Regions from separate parts of the Homo sapiens genome. Here regions 2 and 3 are each linked to region 1. Evidence: chromatin contacts called from ENCODE Hi-C or POLR2A ChIA-PET data. All regions are on one chromosome and are shown on one strand. Each heading gives the region's core, a stretch centred on a gene start or an enhancer-like site at or near the end of the contact. The rest is flanking DNA. Distances are from core to core; before and after follow the strand shown. Region 1 holds the start of TMEM165 (transmembrane protein 165). Region 2 overlaps LOC105377657 (a long non-coding RNA gene). Region 3 holds the start of CRACD (capping protein inhibiting regulator of actin dynamics).

Region 1 (4,021 bases), core at 81-2,580:
GACGAGGCCGGCAGATCACCTGAGGTCTGGAGTTCGAGACCAGCCTGACCAACATGGAGAAACCCCATCTCTACTAAAATTACAAAGTTAGCCGCGTATGGTGGAGCATGCCTGTAATCCCAGCTACTCGGGAAGCTGAGGCAGGAGAATCTCTTGTACCCGGGAGGAGGAGGTTGCAGTGGGCCGAGATCTCACCATTGCACTCCATCCTGAGCAACAAGCGCGAAACTCCGTCTCAAAAACAAAAACAAAGAAAACAACAAAACAAAAAAACAGACGGAAATTTTATTATCCTGTGACAAACACTGTATCTTTGGTGAACTCAAAGTAGGTTTGCCCACTTTCCCACAGATTGTTTTGGTGGATTAATTTTTTGTTTCAGTTAGTGATAAACTTCCTTAGCTCTTTACTGAGTACAGGTTTACTGTATGTAAATATGTATAATATTAGATTAGTGCCTGGCACATGGTTAGCACTATCGATTTTTATTAGGGACTAGGTCTCAAACTTATGGTAATTAAGTAGCTCACTTTTTCTTTTGGGAAGACGTAAAAATATTCTCAAGCCTAACTCAAGACCATCCTTTCCTGTCTTCTAGTCTTGCCCACTCAAAGCTCCATCCTGCAAAAGTCTTAAACAGTCCATTTCAAAAGCCCAGCATTTTTAAAGGGTCTAAGGAATAGCACAAAACAAGATGCACCCAAAACGTCAAGGCCATACTGGACAAGGGCAACGTTAGCCATTTTTGGTCTGGGGTAATTATAGGCAGTATCTTAAAACAAGGCTTGAAAAATGTCATGTTATTTCCAAATCCCATTTCAGAACTTTAAAAAAAAAATAGCATTTTGAGCTCCTAAGAACGTTTTTGGCGGTAGGTGGCCACATGGAGGGTGGCACAGAGGCTCGGCGGGGGAGAGCGGAACAGAGCTGGGCGTGGCAGTGCCTGCGAGTCAGCGCCACGTAACCAGAGGCGCTCGCACTAATTTGACCTCTAAGAGAGACTAAGCGCAGGGAACAGCGGGTGCGGACATTACGGCGGAAGGCTCTGGAGGAAGCAGAAGTGAAGGACCTCGCAGTCCTGGGACGGTGGGGCACAGAGAGAGAAAGGGAGCCCCGGGCGCGGCGCGGTGAGGATGCGAGCAGAGGAAGGACACGCGGCGCCGGGTACCTGCCGGGAGCGCCGGATCCAATGGGAGGAGGGCCCGCGCCGCACCTCAACCTGGCAGAGGACGTCACGACGCCAAGGCGGTCGCCGGGCCAATGGGAGGCCGTCGCGGGCAGGGACGGGGCCGGGAGGAGTCGGGGCTGGGCCGCGCCGAGGCAGCTGGCTGACTCCAGTTTAGCCGCCGCCGGAGAGGACGGGCGCCGAGCCGGGGCTGCGGACTTCGGCCTGCCCCTCACCTCACTCCCGCTGCTTGCACCTCCCGGATGGTGCTGACTGCTCCCTAAGCGGCGGCGGCGGCGAGTCGTGAGGACGCGCCGCGGAGGCTGTTCGGGGTCGAGGCTTCCCGTCGCCGGCACTTCCTCTTGCGGCGCCCGTGCGCGGCCGGCCCGGCAGGCGGGATGGCGGCCGCGGCTCCAGGGAACGGCCGCGCATCGGCGCCCCGGCTGCTTCTGCTCTTTCTGGTTCCGCTGCTGTGGGCCCCGGCTGCGGTCCGGGCCGGCCCAGATGAAGACCTTAGCCACCGGAACAAAGAACCGCCGGCGCCGGCCCAGCAGCTGCAGCCGCAGCCTGTGGCTGTGCAGGGCCCCGAGCCGGCCCGGGTCGAGGTGAGCGGGCCGGGATGGGGCGAGCGAGGCTGCAGGGCCGGCTGCGCCGAGTACCAGGCTCCAGGCCTTTGAAAGCGCCGCACTCCGCCGGCCTCGGCTGGGGGAGGGGAGCCCGGCCCCTGCTCCCGGGGTGGAGGGCGGTCGGCTGCGCTGTTTTCCGGTGAGGCCTGGTCTTGCCCGCTCCTTTAGGGAAAGGGAGAGGGAGAGTCCAAGAGGAGCCCGCTATAAACGTTGATCTCCGGAGGGCCAAGATGCTGCTCCGGGATGGGCGTTTTATTGATCAGATGTGTCTTAGAGTAGCTAGAAAGACTCATCCCTACCAAAAAGTTTTTAACAGAAGGCTGCTAGGAGGCTTTTTGTATTCCCTGAGGATCATCACATCGGCCATTTCATTGTTGAAATAGCTTATGCCAAACTGCTTACCCAAATTCAACTTGGCACTGCCTGTGCTTTTTGCCAAATATGGATTATGAACCATGACTCTCACTTTTTAAAAATGTGCTTTGGCTAGCAGGAAGTAGCCTTTAGGAACGCAGAGGAATTAGTCTCCGGCAGTACAGCGTGCTGCAGCGATGTGGGATGCCAAAACTACATTTATAAGTAAAACAGAATCCTGTATTTTGTCCTTCCCTGAATAGATACTAGAAATCAACTTTTTAATCTGTTAATAGAATTAGTCCTTAGTCACTTGGCAGCGTTTTAACATTTCTCCCTTCTCCCAGTCGTGGGCTTTGTCGTCATTTCCAGTATCTGCTCCCTGAATCCCGGCCAGTGTGGCACTCAAACCCCCACTCCCACCCAGGCCACATCCAGCCCATCTCCACGTAACTAATCTTCCCGAACATTGAATTCTGCCATCTTGTCAGAAGTCGTCGGTGAGTTGCCTCCACTAATTTCAGTCCAGCCTTTTTAGGAGAGTGATGTTCAGGTTTCTTCTGATCTGGCTCCAGCTCACCTCCAGGCTTTTTAGCCACCGCTTTCTTGCTCATATGCTAAAGGGATATGCTCATCTGCAAAAAAGAATGTGCTTCAAGAGCCCTTTGGGACAGGCTTTGTGCTCTCTTGCCAGTTCCTCCCTAACACAAGACCTTTTCAAAGAAAAAAAAAAAAAGACCTGGAGTTTGAAGCCACGGATCAACTCTTCCCACCTTGGAGAACCAGCAGATACCTACTCTCTGTGAAGACTTCCCTAAAATTTCTTGGTTAAGGGTGATTTATCTGACCCTTTCCTTTCCTTTCCTTTCCTCTCCTTTCTCCTTTTTCCTTTCCTCTCCTTTCTCCTTTTTCCTTTCCATTCCTTTCATTTCTCCTTTCCTTTCCTTTTTCCTTTCCTTTCTCCCTTCCTTTCCTTTTTCCTTTTTCTTTGTTGAGACAGGGTCTCGCTCTGTCGCCCAGGCTGGAGTGCAGTGGCCCCGTCTTGGCTCACTGCAACCTCTAATTGATCCTCCCACCTCAGCCTCCTGAGTGGCTGGGACTGCATGCGTGTGCTGACACGCCCGGCTAATTTTTGTTTATTTTTTTTTTTTTTGAGAGAGGAGGTCTCACTATGTTGCCGAGTCTAGTCTCAAACTCCTGGGCTCAAGCGCTTCTCCGGCCTTGGCCTCCCAAGTGCTGGTGAGCTCTCACACCGGTGCATTGTTTTCGTGTTTCATGTTTTCGTTACATGTTACTTTCTTAGGCTTTTCCAATTTTCTGTTGTTTTTCTGTGTAAGACCGTAGGATAGAACTTTCTGAGAGACTGATCTTGGTTTCACTAAGCAAGAACATTTGTAAGAATCAGTGCTGTCCCAGATGTAGTAATCGCTATTGAGAAATAATGAAGTTCCCCTTACTGGAAGTACTCAGGAAGAAGTTGAATAACTAACTGCCTATGAGGAGATTCTGATATGGGAGGGAATCTGGGAGATAAAGTTACTGGGAAGTGAAGATTCTGGGAGCCGATTTAATCCTCACAACAGCACGTTAAACAGGTAGAGGAGGTTTGTAAGGAATAGTGGTTTAATATCACAGAGCTAGAAGCTAGTTTCAGCAGAACCAGAATTAGAATCTGGACTTCTGTGCCTTACTAAGTTTTATTAGCATTCATTGTGTCTTACTCTTTTGACTTATTTAATTCACTAATGGATTTTAATGGTTTATTGGATTGTATGCTGGTGCAGTTCTTTGATCTTGAGCCTAGCTTTCTCTTTCTCCTTTTTTGGGAACTTTATTGTGTATGTTGTGGCATGTTTACACACACATCTTGCTGCCT
Region 2 (3,787 bases), core at 318-2,817, 610 kb before region 1:
GGACAAAGACAGAGAGGAGACAGGGGGGAAAGGAGAAGACAGAAAAAAGAAAACCTCAAAACAAGGACTGCTCTGAGAGCCACAACTGAGTTTTATGCTTCTTGCTGTCATCTTTCTCTAACCTTAAAGGGCAGAAAGCAATTGGGAGAACTAACCTGCACTTAGATTTCAGCTTCCATAGGATGTTACATTCTCAGGGTCTATTAAATCGATTGGACTTTGACCTTAGCTTCCACGAAGTCCTTACCTTTTGATTGGGGCTGAGAGGTCTGATTTAACCTCATGGAATTTGTATTTTTTGGAGGAACTCCTGCCTCGTCCGTACATGGTGAAACCCCCAACAGCAGCATTTTTAATTTCCAGATTCTCAGCAGACACAATGCACAGACTGTAGAAAACACCTGCTCATCCGGACCGCTCAGCTCACAGGCTCCTTCCTCAGGGGAGCATCTGATGCTCCAGGCAAGGCAGACCCTCTTCTTATACTCTTGTGACCTCTTAGACTTTTCTTTTGTAGCACTTACTCCAGACTCTAATCATATTTATGTTGTGATTGTTTATGCAATGGTTTTCTTCCTAACTAGGCTCTGAGTTCCATGAGAGTTGCAATGTCTGCATCCCTTACCCTTGTTGATATACTGCACTGTGCCCGGTACCTAAGTAATTGCTCAATAAATATTTGTTAAATGAATGATTATAATAGTATGCATATATGCATATATAGTATGATAATATATATAAATATGTGTAAAACAGTATATATACACATGCTATATTAATAGCACATCATGTAATATTGTATGTCTACACACACATACATTCAGTATTTACTCAGTTTTTCTGTATAAGTACCGCGCGCTAACCGATTGCGCCACTGGAGCTCTAGTATTTACTCAGTTTTTCTGAGGCTTATTTACTCATTGGTGAAGTGAAAGTGAATGTAAGGCTCTTTGCAAACCCCAAAGTGCTAGACCAGTAGGAAAGATCAGAATAGCCTTTCATATTAAACACTATGAAGCCAGGAGCTGTGGCTCCCAACTGCAATCCCAGCACTTTAGGAGGCTGAAGTGGAAGGATCACTTTAGCCCAAGAGTTTGAGACCAGCCAGGGCAACACAGGGAGATACCATCTCTACAAAAAAAAATTTTTTTAATTAGCCAGGCATGTGGTGCTTGCCTGTGGTCAAGTAGCCTCAGCTACTCTGGAGGCTGACGCATGAGGAACACTTGAGCCCAGGAGGTTGAGGCTGCAGTGAGCTGTGATTGTGCCACTGCACTCCAGTCTGGGTGACACAGTGAGACCTTGTCTTCAACGAACAAACAAACAAGCAAAAAACACTATGGTAGAGACCCCAGTAAATGCCTTCCATGCTTATAAAATACATTTAAGTATCTCTCAATCAAGTTTTCAGTATTCTCAAGTCAGTCTTTCATTCTAAATTTAGAGTCATTTCCAAATATAGTGCATTTCCTGTCCCATTCCTTCCCTGAAAGACAGCCGTGTCCAACTAGAAGTGGGCCTGACGCCTCTTATTAGCCCGGTTGCATTTCTGTCTCGCTCTTGGCTGCAGTGTGTGAGCTGATGGGCCCCACGTGACTGTGTTCACGTCCAAGCTTAGTAGAATGAATTTTTCCAGCATGATTTGCAAGTCACGCTATCACATGCCTCCTGAGTCCAGCTGTGCCGCAGCTGCCGCCTCCCCTGCATCCGCTCATCTTGCACTTGGATCAAAAGCACGAGCACATTTGCCTGAACCGATCTGGTCTCGGCCCAGCTGTTTGTTCCCCATTGTCATCAGGATGTTTACAGACCTGCTGTTCTTGCTGTACTTGTTTCATGATCACACTTGGGTCTGCAGAGCATTTTAACACATGGCTGTGGCCGAAGCTGGCAATTTGACTAGCTTTTCTTGGTCACTGAGACTTCTCTAAGGCATTTCCTTCAAACCTTCCTAACTATGTGTATGCTTGCACATTTCCACAGAGGCAACAAGAAAAGGAACCAGGGCTATAAATCCTGTTAAAGATGGGCCATGAGTGTCCTTCTGGCCTACTAATTTTATCACGATTAGTTTCTAACTGGACAAGAGAGCACTTCCAGTCTGAGACAAAGCCAGATTAAAGGAAGAAATCTATTCTTCTTACTCTAATTTGGTAAGTTGGGAAAATATAGTTTACCTTCTTAGGAAGTTGTCTTGACTGCTCCTAAAGTGTGCTGATACCTGTCACATGACAGCAGGTATTTTCTTGGCAAGAATTGTGCTGGAATAGCAGTTGGCAGTGATTGTGGTGAGGGCGTGGAAAGGTGTCTAGTGGGTCCAAGTGAGGTTCTAGGTCTAGCTGACCCCTAACTATGAGAAGAACATGAGTGAGTCATTCATTCTCTCTGGGATTCAATGTCCTCCCATTAATAACAGGCACCACTTATTATCATATTAAAACCTGTACTTAAAAATCTGTTTTCTAGACTCACCCCAAAGATCCTGATTCAGTAGGCTGAGGAGGTGCCTGAATGTCCCTATATTTTGATGTATCACAGTGCATGGTCAGCAATTCACTGTCTCCCCTGCAACTACAGTGAGCCATCTGACCTAGGATATTTTATACTTTTAATCAAATGCTCTTTCATGATAAATAACATGGCTCTGATTTCCCAATAGCTCAAGCGTTAAGAGAAAGACAGTTCTGCAATGCAAAGCATCCTAGGCTCATCTCTGTGGGCTGAGGCCACAGAGCTGCACTGTCTACTACAGTGGCCATGACCACATGTGGCAACTGAGTACTAGAAATATAGGTGTCTCGAACTGGGATGTGTTGTTAGTATAAAATATGCAACAGTTTCCAAAGGTTTAGTATGAAAAAAGGACTGTGAAAATACTTAATAATTTTTATGTTGATTACATGCTGAAATGATATTTTTAAATATATGACAGGTTAAATAATATATAGTACTGAAGTTAATTTGATTTGTTTTTTAATAGTTTTATTGAGATATAATTGATATATTAAAACTATGTACGTTTAATGCATATAATTTGAAGAGTTTGGACATATGCATACACCTATAAAACTATCACCACAATCAAGGTAATAGACATCTCCATCACCTTTAAAAGTTTCCCTGTGTCCTCCCTCCACTGTTTTTTTCCTTTTTCTTTGTTTTGTGTTGTTTGTTTTTGGCAAGAGTGCTTAACATGAGATCTAACCTCATAACAAATGTTTAAGGGCATAATACAGTACCATTCACTATGGGTGCTATGCTGTACAGCAGATCTCTAGAAGTTATTTCTCCTGCATAACCAAAACTTTATATCAACTGAACAAGTCCCAACCTACTCCCCCCAGCTCAGCTCCTGGTAGTCACTTCTATTTTCTGCTTGTGTGAGTCTGACTATTTTAGGTACCTCATAGAAGTGGAATCATGCAGTATTTGTCTTCTGTGACTGGCTCATTTCACTTAGCATAATGTCCTCCGGGTTCATCCATGTTGTCTCAAGTGACAGGATTTTCTTCTTTTTAAAGGCTGAATAATATTCCATTGTATATATATACCATATTTTTTTATCCATTCATCTGCCAGTGAACATTTTGGTTGCTTCCATGTCTTGGCTATTGCTAATACTGCTGCAATGGACATGGGAGTACAGATATCCCTGCAAGATTCTAATTTCAATTCTTTTGGGATATACCCAGTAGTGGAATTGCTGGAACATATGGTAGTTCTATTTTTTATTTTTTGAGGAAACTTTATACTGTTTTCTATATTGGCTGCACTGTTTTACATTCCC
Region 3 (3,624 bases), core at 81-2,580, 650 kb after region 1:
TCTAATTTGGAATAAAGCAGACATAGTTTAGGATATGTGCACACTGAACTAAGTATCTATATTCACGAAAATACAAAGCCATATATTATACTGATATTTAACTTAAATGTTTATCTAGAATAAACCAGTTGGATAAGGTAACATGCACTAGATTCTCCCAGTCTCAAGGTTGCTCCTTTAAGTCATGCAGTGAAATTACTAGTCCTTGGCCAATAAGGTGAAACCTCGTCTCTACTAAAAATAAAAACAAAAATTAGCTGGGTGTGGTGGCGGGCGCCTGTAATCCCAGCTACTCAGAGGGAGACTGTGGCAAGAAAATCGCCTGAACCCGGGAGTTGGAGGTTGCAGTGAGCTGAGATCGCGCCACTGCACTCCAGCCTGGGCAACAAGAAACTCCGTCTCAAAAAAAAAAAAAAAAAAAAAAGAAAAGAAATTACTAGTCCTATTTTTGGCATTTGGGACATCTGGCTCAATACTGGGTATAATTTAGGGCTATCTTTCGTATTTTGCATCTTTTGTCTAGTCATTTTGCTTTAAAATTTCCTGTTTAATAATGATATTCAATTATTTTTAGCATCCTTGCATACATAGTAAACTAAAAAGATCACCAGAAACTGATTTCCAGTAGTTGCACTGGCATAGTCACAACAAAAAGTATGAAGGAAAAGTCTTGTTTTCTTCGTTAGCCCACAAAAGGAGAAGTCATTTTCCTTAAAGCATCAAAATCAATATTTAATTTCATTATGGCTGGGGACAATAATGCACATTGTCAATGTCACTCCGTTCGGATGTACAGGGACTCAGCAATGCAATTTCTAGCCTTTCTATTTCTAGGTGGCATTTTCCAACTTACTCAACTCTCAGGAGTCCCAGTGCCATTTATTGTGGTTGGGACTCTGCAGGGCGAAACTTCTCCTGGGCTCCCGGTATCTCCTATTAGAGAGACTGCTGCGGGTAACAGGGACCGAATTTGCAACCTGTGGGGTGGTGACTGATGGTCCAATGTTCTCGCCACACGCAGGATGAGCCTCGCTGTGAGCCCACCACTGTAACCTCAGACCCCACGAGTTCAGCACTCCCTCGAGTCAGGCTTTGCAGAAGCCGGGAGGGCACTGGTCAACCCCACGCCCCTCCTTGGGGCCCGCTCCTGGTTTCTGGGCACCCCTGGGGAGGGGAGCCATCTGGTGTGCGCCACTCCCGGAGGGCGCGAGAAGGAAGCCGGCGCCTCACGCTCAGCTGTCCCTGGGCGAAGCCGGGCGGGGCGGCGGCGCGGGTCCGAGCGCCCGAGGCGCCGGCGGAGCATGTGACCACGCCGCGCGGGGCCGGGCGCGCAGTGCCGCGCGGTGGCGGCAGTGGGGAGAGCAATGGAGGCCACGGCCGACTGAGAGGCGGGTGCGCTGCTGGTGCTGCTGCCGCGGCGGCTGCTGATGCGGAGGCTGCCGCGCGCAGTGCCGCCGAGTCCGCCGCCCGCCCGGGACCGCCGGTCGCCGGCCAGCCGCTCTGCCAGCCGGAGCGCCAGGCGGGGACCTCAGGTGAGCGCCTGCTCGGCCCGCGGCCGGAGCCAGACAATGGGGACAGGGGCGGGCTTCTCTCCTCCACTCGCGCCCCTCCGGGCCGGGCCCCCGCAGCGCCCCGGGACTCCAGGGGACCTGGCCCCGGGGGCGTGGGCTCGGCGCGGCGGGCGGTGGGCTTCGGGGCGGTGTCCCCATGTGGGAGGCGCGGACCCTCCCGGAGGAACCTGCGCGCGGCTTGCGCGCTTTGGATCCCCGCAGGGGAACCTGCCGCCGGGCTGCACCCCGGGAACTTGCGGAGAATATGGGACCTCGCCTGCCTTCTCCTCTTCCCGCGCCTCGCCATCCTGTCCCCAGGTCCCTGGCTCGGTCCCGACCGCGGCAAGGGCCAGAACCAGACCTCACCGTCCGGGATCGCGGACGCCGTCCGGGCTCAGCCCTCTCCCCACCGCCCCCGGAGCTGCATTGCTTTGTTTAACCTCTGCCAGACCGTTTCGCACAAACTCTTGTTGCCCCAATTCTGATGAGCCACCAGTTTGATAGCTGAGGCAAGACAAAGGTTTCCCCTGTTTACCAAGGGCCGGGGCCAGGAGACTGCGCGCTGCCCGTGGTGTAAAATCTGTTTTCTTTATCTTCGCCCGGGGCTTGTTGCGATGGTTTTCCTGGCACTATAACCGTCCTTTCTTGCAGAGCTCTGTAGTGGCGAGATTGGACCTCCTAACCCTACGGATACGGTGGGTGGGGTATGGCTTTTTTTTTTTCATGATTATCAGTAAACAGAAGCCGACTTTGAATTTTATAATATGTGTTCTTGAGTTAGAGACATCGTAATCATTTTCTGAATTCTGAATTTTAAGAGAATATATATTTCAAGACACATTGATTCAGTGGAGGGGGAGGGGGAAGAAAACCTAGTAAGTACGACCATGTGTTGTGAAATTTTAATATGGTTTTAGGAATAATGGCTGGGAAACTGATCTGGTGTAGGTGAGGGAGTGTGTGTGTGTGTGTGTGTGTGTGTGTGTGTGTGTGTGTGTATTGGGGGTGGTAAGTGGTGGTGGTGGAGAGGGAGTGGTTAGAATACAAAGGATAAGGCAGTTTTAGAAAAAGATTCTTAGTAAATATCCTGTGGCAAATTTTTGATTCATTAAGTTGTGAGTTAAATCAATGTTTCCTTTAAAAATCACCTATAGTAATTGTGGAATTATATAAAAAATGGCTCACAGTTCTTTGGCATTGTTTGTGACTCAGGAATCTGAATAAAACAGTCAGTTTTGAGTAATTTTTAAAAAGTCAACAAAGAGAAGACTCCTTCACTACTGTCTCCTTTATCCTTTGGGAAAAGGGAATCCTTGTTCAGTATATTCAAGAGAAAATTGCCTATATGAAAAAAAATTTCAAAGGCAGCTTTGAAAAAGAAACATTTTGAAAAATATAATATGGTTGCATTACAGATCACTTCAACTCAGAAGTGGGCAGGGAAAAAATCATGTTACTGGATCGCCCTTTCCACTGTTGATTATTTAAAATGCATTGTATTCAAAAGCTTAATTTTACAGTCATCTCTAACACATTGAGAAACTTTCACTCTAAAGACTTAGCAGTACTTACCGACCACTGAATTTGGAGGAGGAAGCTAACACCAACTTGACAATAGGCAATTGGTGTGAGAAACAAAAGCTAGCTCTTGGTAATAGTTCATAGTTCTTCATAAACTACAAAGCACTATAATAAATGTAAGTTATTATTATCGCTAGATGAGGAAGCTGTGTTTTACAGTTTTTCTCTTACCCAATTTCAGACCAATTAATTGGCATTAATTTGAAATTCTCCAGGGAAAGGGACAATCTTTTAGTCTTTTTTTGTGGTCTGTATTTCTGATCTGGCACACAGTAGGTGTTCAGTATGTAGTCATGGAAAGAAAGAATGAATAGGTGAAAAAAATACAAGTGGATAAAACGTGTACAGATGGAATTTGTTTACTTTTTATTCAACGAACATTTACTGAAGGCCTACTGTGTGCCAACAACTGTGTAGAGGTTTTCCACATACAGTTGATGAAAGCTTGGTGACCTCCTTTTTCAGTCATAGTTGATGTGTGTTTCTTCCAAGA

What was found. Hi-C counts contacts between places; a loop is a spot of excess contacts on that map. ChIA-PET counts read pairs that join two places held with the same protein, here RNA polymerase II (POLR2A). Pooled maps may share reads with other maps.
Region 2: a loop to region 1 is called in a map of ascending aorta, with 19 times the contacts of the local background. The contact joins the enhancer-like site here to the promoter of TMEM165 in region 1. A Hi-C loop is called at or near these places in 2 of 168 maps with a recorded cell type or tissue (ascending aorta and heart left ventricle) and 6 of 50 pooled maps. POLR2A ChIA-PET finds 5 or more read pairs at or near these places in 1 of 52 experiments (activated T-cell).
Region 3: a loop to region 1 is called in a map of OCI-LY7, with 2.8 times the contacts of the local background. The contact joins the promoter of CRACD here to the promoter of TMEM165 in region 1. A Hi-C loop is called at or near these places in 2 of 168 maps with a recorded cell type or tissue (OCI-LY7 and naive thymus-derived CD4-positive, alpha-beta T cell) and 6 of 50 pooled maps.

Annotation. Positions count from the first base shown.
Region 1 is chr4:55,394,627-55,398,647 of GRCh38, forward strand. TMEM165 (transmembrane protein 165) reads left to right here and starts at 1,331. Exons shown (of 6, transcript NM_018475.5): 1 at 1,331-1,770. The coding sequence starts at 1,564. RefSeq lists silencers at 1,137-1,336, 1,537-2,006 and an enhancer at 3,507-3,556.
Region 2 is chr4:54,782,689-54,786,475 of GRCh38, forward strand. All of the region lies in intron 2 of LOC105377657 (a long non-coding RNA gene), which reads left to right. Among named protein-coding and RNA genes, the nearest start is that of LINC02358, 61 kb to the right of the region's middle. Within about 2 kb of position 1,568, at least 12 of the 41 ENCODE cell types and tissues checked have a DNase peak (open chromatin) inside an H3K27ac peak, as active enhancers do; they include ascending aorta and heart left ventricle, where a contact is called at or near this core.
Region 3 is chr4:56,047,768-56,051,391 of GRCh38, forward strand. CRACD (capping protein inhibiting regulator of actin dynamics) reads left to right here and starts at 1,331. Exons shown (of 11, transcript NM_001393381.1): 1 at 1,331-1,532. RefSeq lists a silencer at 1,057-1,696 and an enhancer at 1,227-1,902.